2 separate regions of the Homo sapiens genome follow, and region 2 is linked to region 1. A link is a loop called in an ENCODE intact Hi-C map of the cell type or tissue named here. Cell type or tissue: MCF 10A. All regions are shown on one strand. Region 1 overlaps NARS2 (asparaginyl-tRNA synthetase 2, mitochondrial). Region 2 holds the start of LINC02728 (long intergenic non-protein coding RNA 2728).

What was found. Peaks named below come from ENCODE experiments on the same cell type or tissue, not always from the same donor. Only the 100,000 strongest peaks of a DNase experiment are listed, where the experiment ranks them.
Region 2: it touches region 1 in a loop (5-fold over the local background); 21 of 110 quality-filtered maps call a loop at or near these places.

What each region holds. Positions count from the first base shown.
Region 1 is chr11:78,559,795-78,567,794 of GRCh38, forward strand. NARS2 (asparaginyl-tRNA synthetase 2, mitochondrial) reads right to left here. Exons shown (of 14, transcript NM_024678.6): 4 at 6,338-6,478. Among named protein-coding and RNA genes, the nearest start is that of NARS2, 11 kb to the right of the region's middle. In MCF 10A, a CTCF peak has its summit at 4,805 (motif pointing left); a DNase peak (open chromatin) is centred at 4,817.
Region 2 is chr11:78,428,105-78,436,104 of GRCh38, forward strand. NARS2 (asparaginyl-tRNA synthetase 2, mitochondrial) reads right to left here. Exons shown (of 14, transcript NM_024678.6): 14 at 7,864-8,000. LINC02728 (long intergenic non-protein coding RNA 2728) reads right to left here and starts at 1,732. Exons shown (of 4, transcript NR_120564.1): 1 at 1,596-1,732. In MCF 10A, a CTCF peak has its summit at 4,313 (motif pointing left); no DNase peak of the experiment used is centred here.

The DNA.
Region 1 (8,000 bases):
GCACAAATAATTTTAATTCAGGAACACACTTAGACATTAACTAGTCCAACATCTTCATTTCAAAGATAAGGAAGTTAAGGCCCAGACAGATTTAGTGACTTTCCACAAGTTACACAATTAGTCAGTGGCTGAGCCAGGACTAGAACCTAGGTCTTCATGCTCTCTCTTTAGTACTATATTCTCTTCCCATTTCTCTAACATTTTGGTGGTGATTTAACAAACACATACGCACACTATAGGCTAATGCATAATGATGCTGCCCACGTTGCTAGAGGAATACAAAGCGATCAGTATAAACTTATCTTGAAATATGACCTCAATTGTAATGAACCACCAAAAAAGGAGAAAAAGTAGACAAATAGAGACTGAATAAACAAACAGCAAAAAAAGGCAGAAATGATCTTTAGGAGGTCTCTGTCATTAAACTGATGGCACAATGGACTCCACATGGCACAGGCAGTGTACTTCCTTTGCCTGAAGGAATATTCTGAGCAGCAGCAAATCCATCCATTACCGAGGTCCCCAAATGGAGCTCTTCCGAACAAAAGTCTGAGACTATTTCCATTAGTGAACCACAAAAGCTGTTGCTAGTCAGCAACTTCAAGGTTATGCTTCTTTCATTTTGACTATGGATGTAAGCAAAAGGTTACACACAATGTAGATGTTTGCAGGGTGGGACTGCAGGTAACGAAAAGTGAATTTATAATAGAAATGTAGGATAGTACATGCTTAATGCAAAATTTTGGTCTTGGAATCAATACAATAAATTCTTAAATACATATCTCTGCCAAGTTTGGTGGAGTGTAGATTGTCTCTATGCATTACTAGGGACCTCCCGAATATGATCCTTCTCAAATTCAAGTATTCTGGCTATAATACAAAGTATTCAGTCAACAACTTGCCTTATGATGTGGACTGATTAAATATTCAAGCTCTAAATTAGCAGTCTCAGAAAGTATTAAAATGTACACTTAATCTGACAGCAACATGCCCAGAGGTGCTGCACAGAGCACATTATAGAAAACCAATAAAATCTGATCAATAACATTACTGCATAAAATTTTTATCTCCTAGGAGCCAAGAATCATGGACATGAAACATTTCTTCCACATGAACGTAGGCAACTATGAACATGAGTGCAGTAAACAAAGAAAGGAAGTGAAAAATCCAAAGGAAACGAGGGTGGGGAAGGGGAGGTGGAGAGGGAGGAGAAAATTTAACGGCTAAACATGATTGCCCAAGTTAGAACTGGTCAAATGCCACAAGAAACAGCACTGTAAATCTTAGGAAAATAACTGAGATTTTTTTTTAAATCACACACCTAGTGGGAATTATTTTTAATACTTAACTAATGCTAAACATTACAAAAGGGCCCAGCAGCTTTCGCTGCTTTAAAACTGCTAGCAAGGCTTATCAAAGTTCCTAACGTTACCAAATGCTAATAAAGGAGAGAGTACAAAGGAAGAATAATACAGCCGTGCAAACAAAGTCCAAAAAAGTGAAAGCGGGTGGGGGAGTAAAAAGAATAAAAGGAAAGTAAATAGCAAGGAGTGGTTAAGTATTGTCAGTATGTGCCTCAAATAGGTTTCCAGTGTCACTTATTTATACTGTCCCGCAGCAAAGGGGCTCCTAAGTAGAAACATGAAGGCCAGAAAAGAGGCCAAAAATAAAAGCAACCACTTTCACCCAATTTTTCAGATTCCACCCATCACCTCCAAGTATTTAAATATTTTAATACACATTCTAAAACCAGATATTTTATAAGGCTCTGAGTATCCCAAAATTATAAAGTTCATACATTACGGCCCATACACATCAGTAAGAGAAGACTAATAGATTATCTTTTTCTTTCACGTGAAACTGAAATAACTATTATTTAATCAGAATCAACAAAAAAGGAAACGTGAAAGGAATTGCTAGCCACAGGCAGGCCATAGACAACATAAAGTGACAGCAAGAACAGATTTTAAAATTCCATAAAGAGGCCAGGAGCAGTGTCTCACGCCTGTAATCCCAGCACTTTGGGAGGCTGAGGCGGGTGAATCACCTGAGGTCAGGAGTTTGAGACTAGCCTGACCAACATGGTAAAACCCAGTTTCTACTAAAAAATACAAAAATTAGCCCGGTGTGGTAGTGCACACCTGTAGTCCCAGATACTCAGGAGGCTGAGGCAGAGGTTGCAGTGAGCCGAGATCACGCCACTGTGCTCTAGCCTGGGTGACACGGCGAGACTCTGTCAAAAAACAAAAAACAAAAAACAAAAAACAAAAAACATAAACAGCAGTCACAGGAACTCAAAGGCATAGCAATTTGGAGACATTCTACACAAAGGTAAAGAATACTCCACATAGGCTGGGGCACAGTGGCTCATATCTGGACCCTAGCACTTTGGTTGGTCCAGGCAGGATTGCTTGGGCCTAGGAGTTCAAGACCAGCTTAGGCAACACAGTGAGATCCCATCTCTACAAAAAATACATTAAAAAAAACGAGCCAGGCACAGTGGTGCATGCCTATAGTCCCAGCTACTTGGGAGGCTGAGGTAGGAGGATCAATTGGGCCTGGGGGATTAAGGTGGCAGTAAGCCATGACTGCACCACTGCACTCCAGCCCGGACAACAGTATGAGACTTCATCTCAAAACAACAACAACAAAAATACTTCACATAGTCAGTGGCAGGCTTTGAAAACGCTGCCATACAGAGAAGAACAATCCCTGATACTCACAGGAAGAACCTCGACTCACTGAGAAAGAAAGAGCAGAATCTTTTCTACTGGCTCACTGAGGAAGAGGGGAAAGTAAGTAATTCATTTTAGGAACACTTCCACTGGAATTTAGAAAAAATTGGTGCCTAAAGAGAAAATTCCTCAGTTATTTCAGAAACTTGGCTTTACTGAATGACTCATTCCTTGAGGATTCTAAATAGCCAAGTTTTAGTACATAACAAGTATGTCAGTTTTATGAGCAAACAAGGTTATACAAAAAATATTTTTCATACTCAAACCAAGAAATAACCTTAGATCCTTAAAGTGTCTTAAAAGTACTGTTCAAGTTTCCATTTTTCCCCCACATTTCTATATTTTAATTAACAAAACTGAAACTTACGAAAATTTTTTATTTGGAGGCTTAACATCTTTTAGCAAACCCAAAGTAACAGATCAAAGAAACACTACAAAATACTAGGTAACATATAACTATTACTTAATATGCCTTATAGTACTACAGAAAGGGTTCTTTAAACAACTAATCCTAAGTATCACACATAAAGGTAGATAACTATCACACATAAAGGTAGGTAACAGAATTATATTCTCCAGGTCTTTACAAATACTAAGTGAATTTATTACTACTCAAAAAGTGTCTATTTTTGTAACTACTCTATCACGAATGGTGCTAAAATTCAAGTTATTTCCAACCACTTGAATTTTTTTTTTTTTTTTTTTTTGAGACAGAGTCTTACTCTGTCGCCAGGTTGGAGTGCAGTGGCGCAATCTCGGTTCACTGCAACCTCCGCCTCCCGGATTCAAGTGATTCTCCTGCCTCAACCTCCCAAGTAGCTGGGACTACAGGCACGCAACACCACGCCCAGCTAATTTTTGTATTTTTAGTAGACACGGGGTATCACCATGTTGGCCAGGATGGTCTCGATCTCTTGACCTCGTGATCTGCCTGCCTCGGCCTCCCAAAGTGCTGAGATTTCAGGAGTGAGCCACAGCGCCCGGCCATGAATGTTTTTCAAATTTCATTTTAGTAATTTTTGGCCAGGGTTGGTGGCTCACGCCCGCAATCCCAGCACTTTGGGAGGCTGAGGTGGTTGGATCACCTGAGGTCAGGAGTTAGACCAGCCTGGCCAACATAGTGAAACCCCGTCTCTACTAAAAATACAAAAATTAGCTGGGTGTGGTGGCACGCACCTGTAGTCCTAGCTACCTGGGAGGTTGTGGGAGGAGAATCCCTTGAACCCAGGAGGCGGAGGTTGCAGTGAGCCAAGATCATGCCACTGCACTCCAGCCTGGGCAACAGAGTGAACTCTGTATCAAAAAAAAAAAAAAAAAAAAAAATATATATATATATATATGTATACACACACACAGTATTATTATTATTATTATTATTATTATTATTATTGAGATGGAATCTCGCTCTGTTGCCCAGGCTGGAGTGCAGTGGCGCAGTCTCTACTCACTGCAACCTCCGCCTCCCGGGTTCAAGCAATTCTACCTCAGCCTCCCGAGTAGCTGGAACTACAGGCACACGCCACCATACCCAGCTAATTTTTTTGTATTTTAGTAAAGACAGGGTTTCACCGTGTTGCCAGGGCTGGTCTTGAACTCCTGAACTCAGGCAATCCGCCTGCCTTGGCCTCCCAAAGTGCTAGGATTACAGGTGTGAGCCACTGTGCCCAGTAATAATAATATTTTTAAGACAGGATCTCACTCTCCTGCCCAGGCTGGAGTTCAGTGGCACAAACACGGATCACTGCAGCCTCCACCTCCTGGGCTCAAGTGATCCTCCTGCCTCAGCTTCCTGAGTAGGTGGGACTATAGGCACATGCCACCATGCCTGGCTAATTATTTTTACTAGAGACCAAGTCTCACTATGTTGCCTAGGCTGGTCTCCAACTCCTGGGCTCAAAAGATCCTCCTGCCTCAGCCTCCCCAAGTGCTGGGATTACAGATGTGAACCACTGCACCCTGACTACTTTATTTTTTTATTTCAATTTTTTTTTAGCTTGTCTTACTTTTTAATTGTTTACATATCTCTAAAAGTTTCAAGTAATCAATGTATAGTGTAGTCTACTTGTCAATACCACCACCTAGTGGCCAAAAGCCTACAAAACCTTCAGAACTAATAATTTATCAGCTGTTGAAGCCATGTGGTTAAAAAACAAAAAGGTATTTTTACAATTGTGTGGTTCAAGCAGTACTGAAAATCCACATGGAAGCTGCATAGCAAAGTTTCTGACAGCATGTGTAACTGGACCCCTACAAACTATAATGGGATAACATTATATAATTTGATTTATTTTCCTTTGTCTTATCAAAAGCATATGCCTTAAAGCCATGATGTTCTTTAGCTCTTTGACCAAAAGTGAATCTGAAGGAGCTTTTTCAAGGGGCAAGAACCTTCTTGGTGAGACTGGGGCTGTGTGAATTTGGATACAGCCCAAGGGAAGTCTATAACCACTATTACACAACCTCTGCAAATTAGGTGGATCTGGAGAAGTACCACAGGAAGCCTCACAAAACCACGTGGAATAACAATAAACTTTATCTGCTGGATCACTCCTTGTCTTTGGGGCCCTCCCATCCACAGGGAGAGAAGGTCCCTTCACCTTAGCAACTTGTCAACCACATTAAACTGTGGCTTTCCCAGGTAGAGGGAAATGGTTGAGAAGCAAAGCTAAATGAGACAAAATGTCCTTAGTCATTAGATAGACCTACTTGATCAACACCAGTAACTCTTTAAAATTAGTGCTTACTTTACACAAAATATAGATCTATGACCAAGATGGAGAAACAGGAAACCAAAAACACTGTAAAACAACAACAAAAACAGTAACAATAAAAAGCAAACCTCATGAAACAATAGTTTTCAAGACAACAACAAAAGCCATCTCTCTCTGAGATGGGAAACAAACATGGTAAACCCCTACCAGTAGACCAGCTTACTACCTTGAGATCTTTCAGGCCACAGCACAGGGAAGGGGAAAAAGTAAGGTAGAGCCCAGCAGACTCCCTGAGTTGAAGAGACACAACTCAGAGTCTGGAGAGACCCAAGTGGCTAGAGTTCATACGCTAGAATATCAGAGAGAGAGCTGCAGAGGGCCACCTTGCAGTATTAGGTAGATCAGTGCATTTGTGTGAGGAAACTATCCAATGCTAGGGAAAGAACCATCTAAAAAGATTAGAGAAAACAGTGCCCAGTGCTCACATGCTGGCTGGAAACAATACCTGTTCCACAAACTAGAAAAACTCATCATTCTCAAGGCTGTAGGTCGGGACCTGAGGAAGGCTTTGCCTCAGTGAGGAATAAATAGTACTAGACTGAGCACTGCTACAGACCTGCTTAACAAATCACATAAGCAAGACCTCAAAGGATCAAAGCGATATCAATAGCTGTGTGCAAACCCACAACACCCAACAAGGTAAAATTCACAATGTCTGGCACCCAAAGCTAGGTCATGTAGAGTCAAGAAACCATAACCCATAATGAAGAGACCAATCAAAACTAACCCATAACTAACAGACATGTTAACATCAGGAGAAAAAGACACAACTGTTTTTAAACAGTTATTAAAACTGTTTAAAGGGTCAAGAGGGAACTTTTAGGATCTTACCTTAAAGAAAGAATGAATAGCAGCTGTCGCTTCACTGCGAATCCTCAATATAGAACCCAGAACGTTAGTCCTACACCTAAAGTGAGGATATTGTCGCAGATACTCCAGAGGATGCCTCTCTTTATATTTGATGGGGAAATCCTGCCAATAAATGAAAAGAACAAATTAGAAGTCAAAAGAGATACTGTTTAATAAAATCAGTTTCCAGGGTATTTCTTAAATAGCGCTTTGGAACCAAACTAAGATCCTTTCCTTCTTTATTTCTTAATATAACTGATTTTAATCCACATTATTTCCACCAGGTAAGTGGAATGGTAGGACGGAATCAGAGACATGTAGGTTTGAATCTAGCTCAACTACTTATTAGCCAAGTAACTGAGCTAATATCACTGAAGCTCATCTGTTATTTATCAAGTTTGTATCCATTAGCTGTGAACCACTTCCTACAAATAGGTTAGGATTAATTATGCAAAATATCCACTGTTTGGCACACAGGAGTTCAAAATATTGTAGATATTAAAGATGTACACACAAGGCTGGTGTTCAATTTTAAAATTACCTATATGTCTTGAAAGCCCATATCATTCATAATCAATTGGTGCAATTCATTACTATTATCAACGTGCTACTTCCATCTAGCAGAGTAGTAAAGATTTACAAAAAATTTGAAAGAAAATTATGGCTCCACATTGAAATATGTCTACACTGCTCACATTCATGTTACAAGATTAAGACAGACACATCCTTTCAGACAAAAATCAAAGTTTTAATTAAAAAGATAACAGAGAAGCTAAAAAAGAGCTACACTGGCAGCCTGTTTCTTTCAGTCTCATCCATTCTAAGTCTTGTACAAATACAAACTTTTATGTCGTATAGAAACAAGCACTATACTTACTAAAAGTGAAAATGTGACCATATCATAATTCTAGGGGTCAGAATTCCCTAATGTTGGAATACTTCAAAATGATACTGAATCAGAGGGCTTCAGGGAAGATGAAGCCATCAACACCAACAGAAGCCAAGGAAGAACAATTTAAGAATATAGTAGTCCCCCACTTACCCACAGGGGATATGTTCCAAGACCCCCAGTGGACGCCTAAAACCACGGACAGTATCAAACCATATAAACATTATGTTTTTTCTTCCACAACAATGGCCAGGTAGTGTATAAAGTACAGATAAGCAGGACAAAAGGATGATTCACATTCTAGGCAGGATGGAGCAGGACGGCTCAAGATTCCATGACACAATGAGAATGGCATGCAATTTAAAATTTAAGAATTATTTCTAGAATTTTCCATGTAGTATTTTGAGACCATAGTTCACCGTGGGCAACAAACCGTGAAAAGCAAAACCACAGACAAGGTTGAACTACTACAGTGAAACACACGGCAAATTTTTAGTAATCACAGATCCCTCTAAAAAAAACAAAAAGAAAAATGGTTACCGTCTATATTACGCTCTTGATTTCCAAATTATTCTACACTCTATTTCTCAGAAATCTTAGAACCTGATTTCTGATTTTACATCAATTAGAATTTCTTGGAAATTAAGGATGACATTTTAATAAAAATTGCATTTTCTTCTTTTATTTCCTTACATTTCTTCCTATTATACTGAAAGAATACACAATGAATTAAAATGATGCAATTTTCCTATATTT
Region 2 (8,000 bases), 130 kb before region 1:
ATGTTGAGTCAGGGTGCAGGGTACACCCCAGCTCTATCGGCAGGACAGGTACCTGAGCAGGGGACTTTTAAAATCTTCTGTTGAGAGCTACTAACCCATCAGAAGAAAATCAGTCAAGAACTAAATGACAGTGAAACTTGACACAAAAATTTCCATATCGGATTTTTAAAAAAATGATTGTTGATCTCAACAAACAGCCCACTCCTACTTTTTGAGAAGCATTAACCAGCACAAGTTTGTACTTAGTAAACTAGATGTAAGTTGTTTTCAATACAATTGACATATCTGGCTGGGGGGTGGGGTGGAGAAAGGAAGGGGAAGCACCTGGATGTTGATACAGTACTAGGCATAGAAGGAACCAGAGTGGGAGATTAACACTTGCATAGAAAGAAGAAAACATTAGGAGAAGTGGTGGGGAGAAATGGAGTGAGGAAAAGAGATAAAAGTTGAGAGGTGTGGTAGTTTCTACACTGCAAGGGTTCCAAGGGGTATCACTGCAGGCTGGCCTTCCCATCCTTGATAGAGACACATAAAAACCAGCTCAAGCATGCAGAGAAAACAGGTAACTTCTTCAATGAGCAGATTTGTATAATTATTACTTACCGTTTAGTGTAAAAATATTAAAATCTCACTGCAGGTTTCTCAGTACAGAATTAAAATACTTACACTAGAATTACTCAGGGTGACTGTTTAAAACAATGTAAATTGTGAGCTAGTTCCATCACAGACCTACTGAATCAGATCTTCTGGTGGGAGTAAGATAATGTGAATTTTTAATACGCTCCGCAGTGATTCACATACACAGTAAACTTTGACAAGACTGTACAGAATGGGAGTCTCTGAGAGCAGGGAGTATGTCCTATTTGTCTCAGCACTCATAGAATCTAGCACGGGGATTGGGAGAGTGAGAGCTCAATAAAAGTTTATTGAACTAAACTGAATACACCTAATATACCTAAGAGTCTTTAAAGCAAAAGTCACTCAATTCCACTACCCTGTAATCCATTTTTTCCATATTCTAGTCTATGTACACAGGTTTTACACTGTTGTAATTGCAAACTCACCATTTTAGATTGTATTTTTCAATATATTTTCTCTTACAATTTTTAATGGCTGTAAAACATTCCACCCAACATGAATAAGTATCTCTGTTCATATAGATTTTGAGTTTTGAAAAGGTTTTCCTTAGGGGACCTTACATTTGTGCAGTGCTTGTCAGTTTATGAAACCCTTTCACACAATCTTCATTGCTTTCACAACACTCTGTAAGATAAGCATTATCCTCATTTTGCAGCTGGGTATACAGACTCAAAGATTAATTAACTTGCTCAAGCTTCTACACCTAGTAAGTGGAATGTCAGATTAAACCAGGATCTTCTCACTATGCATTTAATGCCCTTTCCAAGGCACCAAATAATTGGACCCAACAGTTTCCTGATGCAAAAACCTGTAATTTAAAATGTGGCAGATGGAAATTACATTTAAAGAGAACATTGGTCAGCTATATCCTAACTATATAGGAATCAGCTCCTGCCTCTTGGGGTATGGCAAAGAAAATGCATATATTAGTTGACAACTTCTGTGTAAGAACTTACTGTTCTTCAGCAATGCCTCATAACGCTGTCTGTATACGATCCAAGCCCATTTCTGCAATCCTCACATGAAGGGAGTTGGGACTGTCCCTGAACACTCTGACACTGTAATTAAAGTTCTTCGGCAACCACCACAGGCTGTAAGGCAGATAGGAAGGAGGCAGTGGAGACTTGAAAGCTCTTCTAAGATTGGTATCACAGGAAACTTGGGTAGCAGCTGAGTGAACAGGAGAGGGAAGCTTTTATGTACCAATAGAAATGCCCATTATAAGGACACACGACCTGATGAATAACAGAGGGGTGCAGCACTTCAGGGAAGGACAGACAGTCCACCTGAGCAGTTAGAGGTTCTATACTGGAAAACAGGAGGAGTTGTGTTTCTATTTTATTCCATTTGCATGATACAGAGAGACAGGTTTCCTTATTCTCAGGTAGAAGTTTCTAACAACCAGAGCTCTCTGAGGAGAGAAAAACTTCTTGGCTGGGTGTGGTGGCTCAAACTTGTAATCCCAGCACTTTGGGAGGCTGAGGGAAGCGGACTACTTGAGCCCATGAGTTTAAGACCAGCCTGGGCAACAAAGTGAGACCCTGTCTCTATAAAAAATTAGCTAGATGTGGTGGCACATACCTGTGATCCCAGCTACATGGGAGGCTGAGGATTGCTTGGGCCCAGGAGGTCGAGGCTGCATTGAGCCATGTACACATCACTGCACTTAAGCCTGAGCGACAAAGCAAGACCGTTTCCAAAAAATAAGGCTAGGCACAGTGGCTCATGCCTGTAATCCCTGCCCTTTCAGAGGCCAAAGTGGGAGGACTGCTTGAGCCCAGGAGTTCAAGACCAGCCTGGGCAACATGGCAAAACCCTGTCTCTACAAAAAATACAAAAATTAGCTGGGTGTGGTGGCTTGTGCCTGTGGTCCCAGCTACGTGGGAGGCTGAGGCAGAAGGATCACTTGAGCCTGGGAGGCTGAGGCTGCAGTGAGCTGTGATCACGTCACTGCACTCTAGCCTGAGTGAGAGAGTAAGACCCTGTCTCTAAATAAATAAATAAATAAATAAATAAATAAAAGATCTCTATTAAGATAGTGAGTTCCTATTCAGTGAAGCTACAATAGGTAAATTACTAGGAATCAGGAGAAATACAGAGGGGAGTAGTTCATATATCATAAACGGGAAGAATTATCTTCTTTCCAAGATTTTTCAAAACTAGGTTCCTAGGAAAATGGCAAACCAGCAATTCTTATTGAGCTAGTGTGTAGAGAAAGTTATGAATCAAAGAATCACAGTTGTAGATGGCTCAGGTTCGGCAAAATACAGTTCCAGCTGTGTACATGGGCACCTGTTGCAGAAAAAAAACCTTTGTTACACAGGCTCACCATGTATCTATTTTCAGATTATTACCTTGAAAAATCAAAGGTCTGTGACTTCGAGGAAGATATTAATAATTCCTATCAAAGTTTCTTTCATGTATCTTTCTATCCACAATTCAAAGATGATCCTAAAAGGAAGGTGGCAAATGTGAGTATAAACTGATAACAAATTGAGGCACAATGAGCTTAAGTACATTGCTGGGTCTAGGATCCTTTACCCCATTTTTAGTGTTTCTCTTTACTCCAATGTATTTGAGATCAAACATCATCTTCCTTCACATTCTCCTGTCCCTTCACCCTGGGTAGAACAAGGTCAAGGTGAGTATTTTGCGACACATTCAGTAAACTCTGGGGCTTAAGATGCAAGATTCTTTGGTTATTAGGTTTTATGTTTTTTGGTTTCTCTGGAAGCTGAGGGCAGTGAATTTTATTTGCAGTCTTTCTCTCAGTATTAGGAACTTTCGATTTTTTTTTTTTTTTTTTTTGAGACAGAGTCTCGCTCTTTTGCCTAGGCTGGAGTGCAGTGGTGTGATCTCGGCTGACTGCAAGTTCCGCCTCCCGGGTTCATGCCATTCTCCTGCCTCAGCCTCCTGAGTAAGCTGGGACTACAGGCGCCTGCCACCACACCCGGCTAATTTTTTTTTTTTTTTTTTTTTTTTTTTTTTTGTAGAGACAGGGTTTCACCGTGTTAGCCAGGATGGTCTCAATCTCCTGACCTTGTGATCTGCCGGCCTTGGCCTCCCAAAAGGAACTTTGAATTTTTATAACAAATAAACCAAATAAATTTCATGACCAGTAAGATACAAAGGAACAAAGTCCACAATGTATTGTCTTGATAACTAAGAAAATAAGATACATGAAACATGTTTGTGAACTGTAAAGCAATGCCTAAATAATAGTCATGTTATTAGTAACAATTATGAACAGTAAAGGTATAGCAGAAAATTTTTGAAAAGTCATGAGCTATGTTAATTCAATGACCAGCTGCCTGAATGACAGTTTAAAAACCACCTAAACTCCTGGTGTCTTCTTTATAAAGGTCCCCCAGAAACTATCCAGTGTGCTGATAATGGCTAGAAATTCGCTGGACTCCATTTATGGTAATGCTGGGTCCAAACTGCACAACAGCTAACTGGAGCCTTAGTTGATCACAGGCCAATCTAGGGCTCCTGGCAACAGTAGAATGTCCAAGTTCAGGGAGGGATGCTGACCATGACTTAAAATACTTTCTTACAAAAGCCATACTAAATCATTTCAATACAGTGATTAAGGTTGCTTTGGGCCCTTTTCTTTTTCTTTTTTTTTTTTTTTGAGATGGAGTCTTGCTCTGCTGCCCCCCGCTGGAGTGCAATGGCACCATCTCGGCTCACTGAAACCTCCGCCTCCCAAGTTCCAGCAATTCTCCTGCCTCAGCCTCCCAAGGAGCTGGGATTACAGGAGCCTACCACCACAGCTAGCTAATTTTTGTATTTTTAGTAGAGATGGGTTTCATCATGTTAGTCAGGCTGGTCTCGAACTCCTGACCTCAGGTGATCCGCCTGTCTTGGCCTCCCAAAGTGCTGGGGTTACAGGTATGAGCCACCGTGCCCGGCCCGCTTTCTGCCCTTTTCTTAACGCTTTTACTATCTTTTAATTCTGAAGATTAACTGGGGAGAAATTATAATCAGATGTTACTCTCACCTGTTTTTTTAATTATACATAGATTGCAGACTGAATACAAATATTGATCAGAAGCCAAAACACCCCACACATTACTTATCAATCAACCCAGGCCAATCTGTCTTTCAACTGTACATTTTTGTGTTCTTGCCTCACCACTTAGTAAAATAAACATAAGAATAAATAGCAATCCAATCCAAATAAGCATCTCTCATCTATAATTATCTGAAGCAACGGATTTAAAGATGGGTAGAGTTAATCCACCTCACCAAGTACATCTTCAATGCCTGTTCAGTCATGCTTCAATGTCTACATTCAATTTATAGAGAATATGAATATATAACATTGTAGAGGGAGGCTTCTGGCAGATCCAGTCTGACAAGAACAAAAGGTCAAATAGTTCTTTTGCTATTCTGTGACAGTTGAAGAGTCTCTGGGTTGGAGAGTTATGTCTAGATCTGGAATGGATCACTCACACAATTAAGTTCTTGTCAGACCTAAAAACATGACAGCACAACTTTCCCCAGGCAAAAGGACAGCCAGATGGAAAGCAACTATTTTTCTCAACCTATCTCAAAATTTGAAATAAGAATGAGAATAATGGAAAAAACCTTTCTAAGTTTTAGAATATACTTCTACTTTGGTTGCTGGGGTTCTTATTTTCAGGTGGCATTTGGAAATCTTAGGAAAACATAATCTGATTTCTTTCCTCATTGGAAATGGGTTGCTCAAGTGAAAAACTAACCCTCTTATCACCTTTTAACTCAGAAACTGAGCACTAAAAGCTATTATGGTGTAGACAGTACTCAACTATTGAATCCATACGTTTATTCATTATACACTGACTTATACAACACTGTTTGCAATGTAGAATTTAGATATTCATATCTCAGCTGATGAGTAAACATTTTGAGTTTTTTCCTGCTGATGCTGCCTGCAAGCAACAGTTCAGTTTTGGCATTTTCATCATCTTTGTCTGACTTGAATTTTTGTTTTTGTTCAATTATTGGCAAAATAGAAGTATTGCACCAAAGACAAATTATTAGGCTTGCTATAGGTGGCAAGTATTTGGCTTCAACCAGATATTCATTGTGTGATCAACTATCAAGGAAAAGAATGTATAAAGTTTTGGAAATACATTGGTGAAAACACTATCAAAAAGGCAAGATGCCTTGAGAAGGACCTTTCCTCCTTCCACATATACAGTATATGAACACATTTAAGACTACTGTTCAACTTTCAGCGATGTGACTTCGTTATACATTTTGGAGACTTAATATGTACTAAAATAGGGGACTACATATTGCCTAAAGGTTAGACTCTAAATCAATTATTAGTGACTAAGTTCAGCACAGGTTCACAGAAGATTAAGAGATAAAAGGATCCATAGAGCTTACCTACTTCAAAATGTGATAGTACTATAGATGAAAAAACTGGAGGTCACAAAGATTATTTTACTTGCCTAATGCTCTACAACTACATTTATGGTAATGCTGGGTCCAGAACCTGGGGTTTCTCTAACTCAGCAATCTTTCCATCACTATTATTTTGTTAACCTCTGTCATGTTAACATTACAATGCTATCAGGTCCCTCAAAAATCATGGGAGGCATAATTCCTGATAGCCTTGGAAATTATAGTGCCTCCAGGTTCTGGGTCTATAAATGTCCCTCATTCCACAAAATTAATATGGTATCTAGTAAGACCTGAATGCCAAATCAATACAGGCTGATGCTGCAAATATTTTTAAAATGTTTTCTGCATTTTATCTTCTAGGTCTATGGTTAAATGTCACTTTTTCAGACATGCCTTTTCTAGCAAGCTTATCTATGCTTTCCTGTTCTTCATATAACTTTACAGCACATACTATATTTTGAAATAAGTTATTTAATTATTATATATCTTCTCAAATATATTAATAATTCCATGAAGGCAGGGTCATTTCTGTTTGATCCACAACTGTTTATATAGCACCTACCACATAGTCTCGGCATATAAAAGAAGCTCAGATATTTGTTGAATAAACAAATGAATTTCTCTCTCTAATTATGGTTGAGGCAAGCCTTATGGAAGCCCTAATTATCCCTTTTAGCCTGTCCTAAACTTGATATCTAAGCCCAAGGGATTAAAGTTCCAGGGAAGTAGATTTTCCTGAGATTTTAGCTCAGCAAAAGCTACCAATTAGATTCAGAAATGGAATGAGCAATTTTGTAGGACACTGATTTCTTTGTCAAAAAGAGGCTGGAAAACCAAGTGCCCAGGTAAATGGAATCTCTCTGCATTAGGCAGAAGGTCAACTTTGACAAACTCTCAGGTGTCTTCCAACTCTTAAGGCTCTGGAATTTGTTTCTTTTCAGCTGTTTGATTTTGAATTAGGTTAAAATAAAGTATACATACAAATTTCATTAGGAAATAATCTAGGAGAACCCATCTAATGAGACTTAGAAAACTGATTATTCAGGCATGCATGCCCATTTACAATTACTTGATACATGCGTATTCTACTGAGAATACAATTTGCTATATAGGTCCTTATACATGTAACTCAATGAAGACAAAGACTAAAACAAGAGTTTTAAAAAAGTTTTTGTAGCATTTCAGTTTTAAACATATGCATGTGTGTGTGTGCACACGCACACGCACACACAAACACACATGTAATTATTTTATCAACTCTGAAGAAAATGATGTTGAGCTCCTACACAGTAAGCAGCCTGTCTAAAGTGCTAGAATTGTCAGGTTCTAAACTCCCCAATCAATGCTCTTCTCACTCTCATAGACCACAGTACTTTTTTTTTTTTTTTTTTTTTTTCTGAGATGGAGTCTCCCTCTGTCTCCCAGGCTGGAGGGCAGTGGCCCGTTCTTTGCTTACCGTAACCTCGGCTCCCGGGTTCAAGTGATTCTCCTGCCTCAGCCTCCCAAGTAGCTGGGATTATAGGCGCCTGCCACCACGCCTGGCTAATTTTTGTATTTTTAGTAGAGATGGGGTTTCACCATGTTGTCCAGACTGGTCTGGAACTACTGACCTCAAGTGATCCGCCCGCCTCACCCTCCCAAAGTGCTGGAATTACAGGCGTGAGCCACCATGCCCAGCTGACCACACTACTTTTAACTCTAGAATTACCCATCCTTTAGGCTCAGCCAAACTCCCATCCTCATCTTGGATTGAAAATACCTTTCTTCCAAATTTTACTGGGAAAGGACCAAATGAAATTAAAAAATATATAACTTTTTTTCCATAGGTGTCTATTAAAAAAATCTATTTTATTAGACAAATTATAAACATCAAATATAAACAAATTATAACAACAGTGATTAAAGAGTTGAAATACTTAATGTAATATCTCAACAGCTTTGAAAATTGAAAAGCAACAGTTATT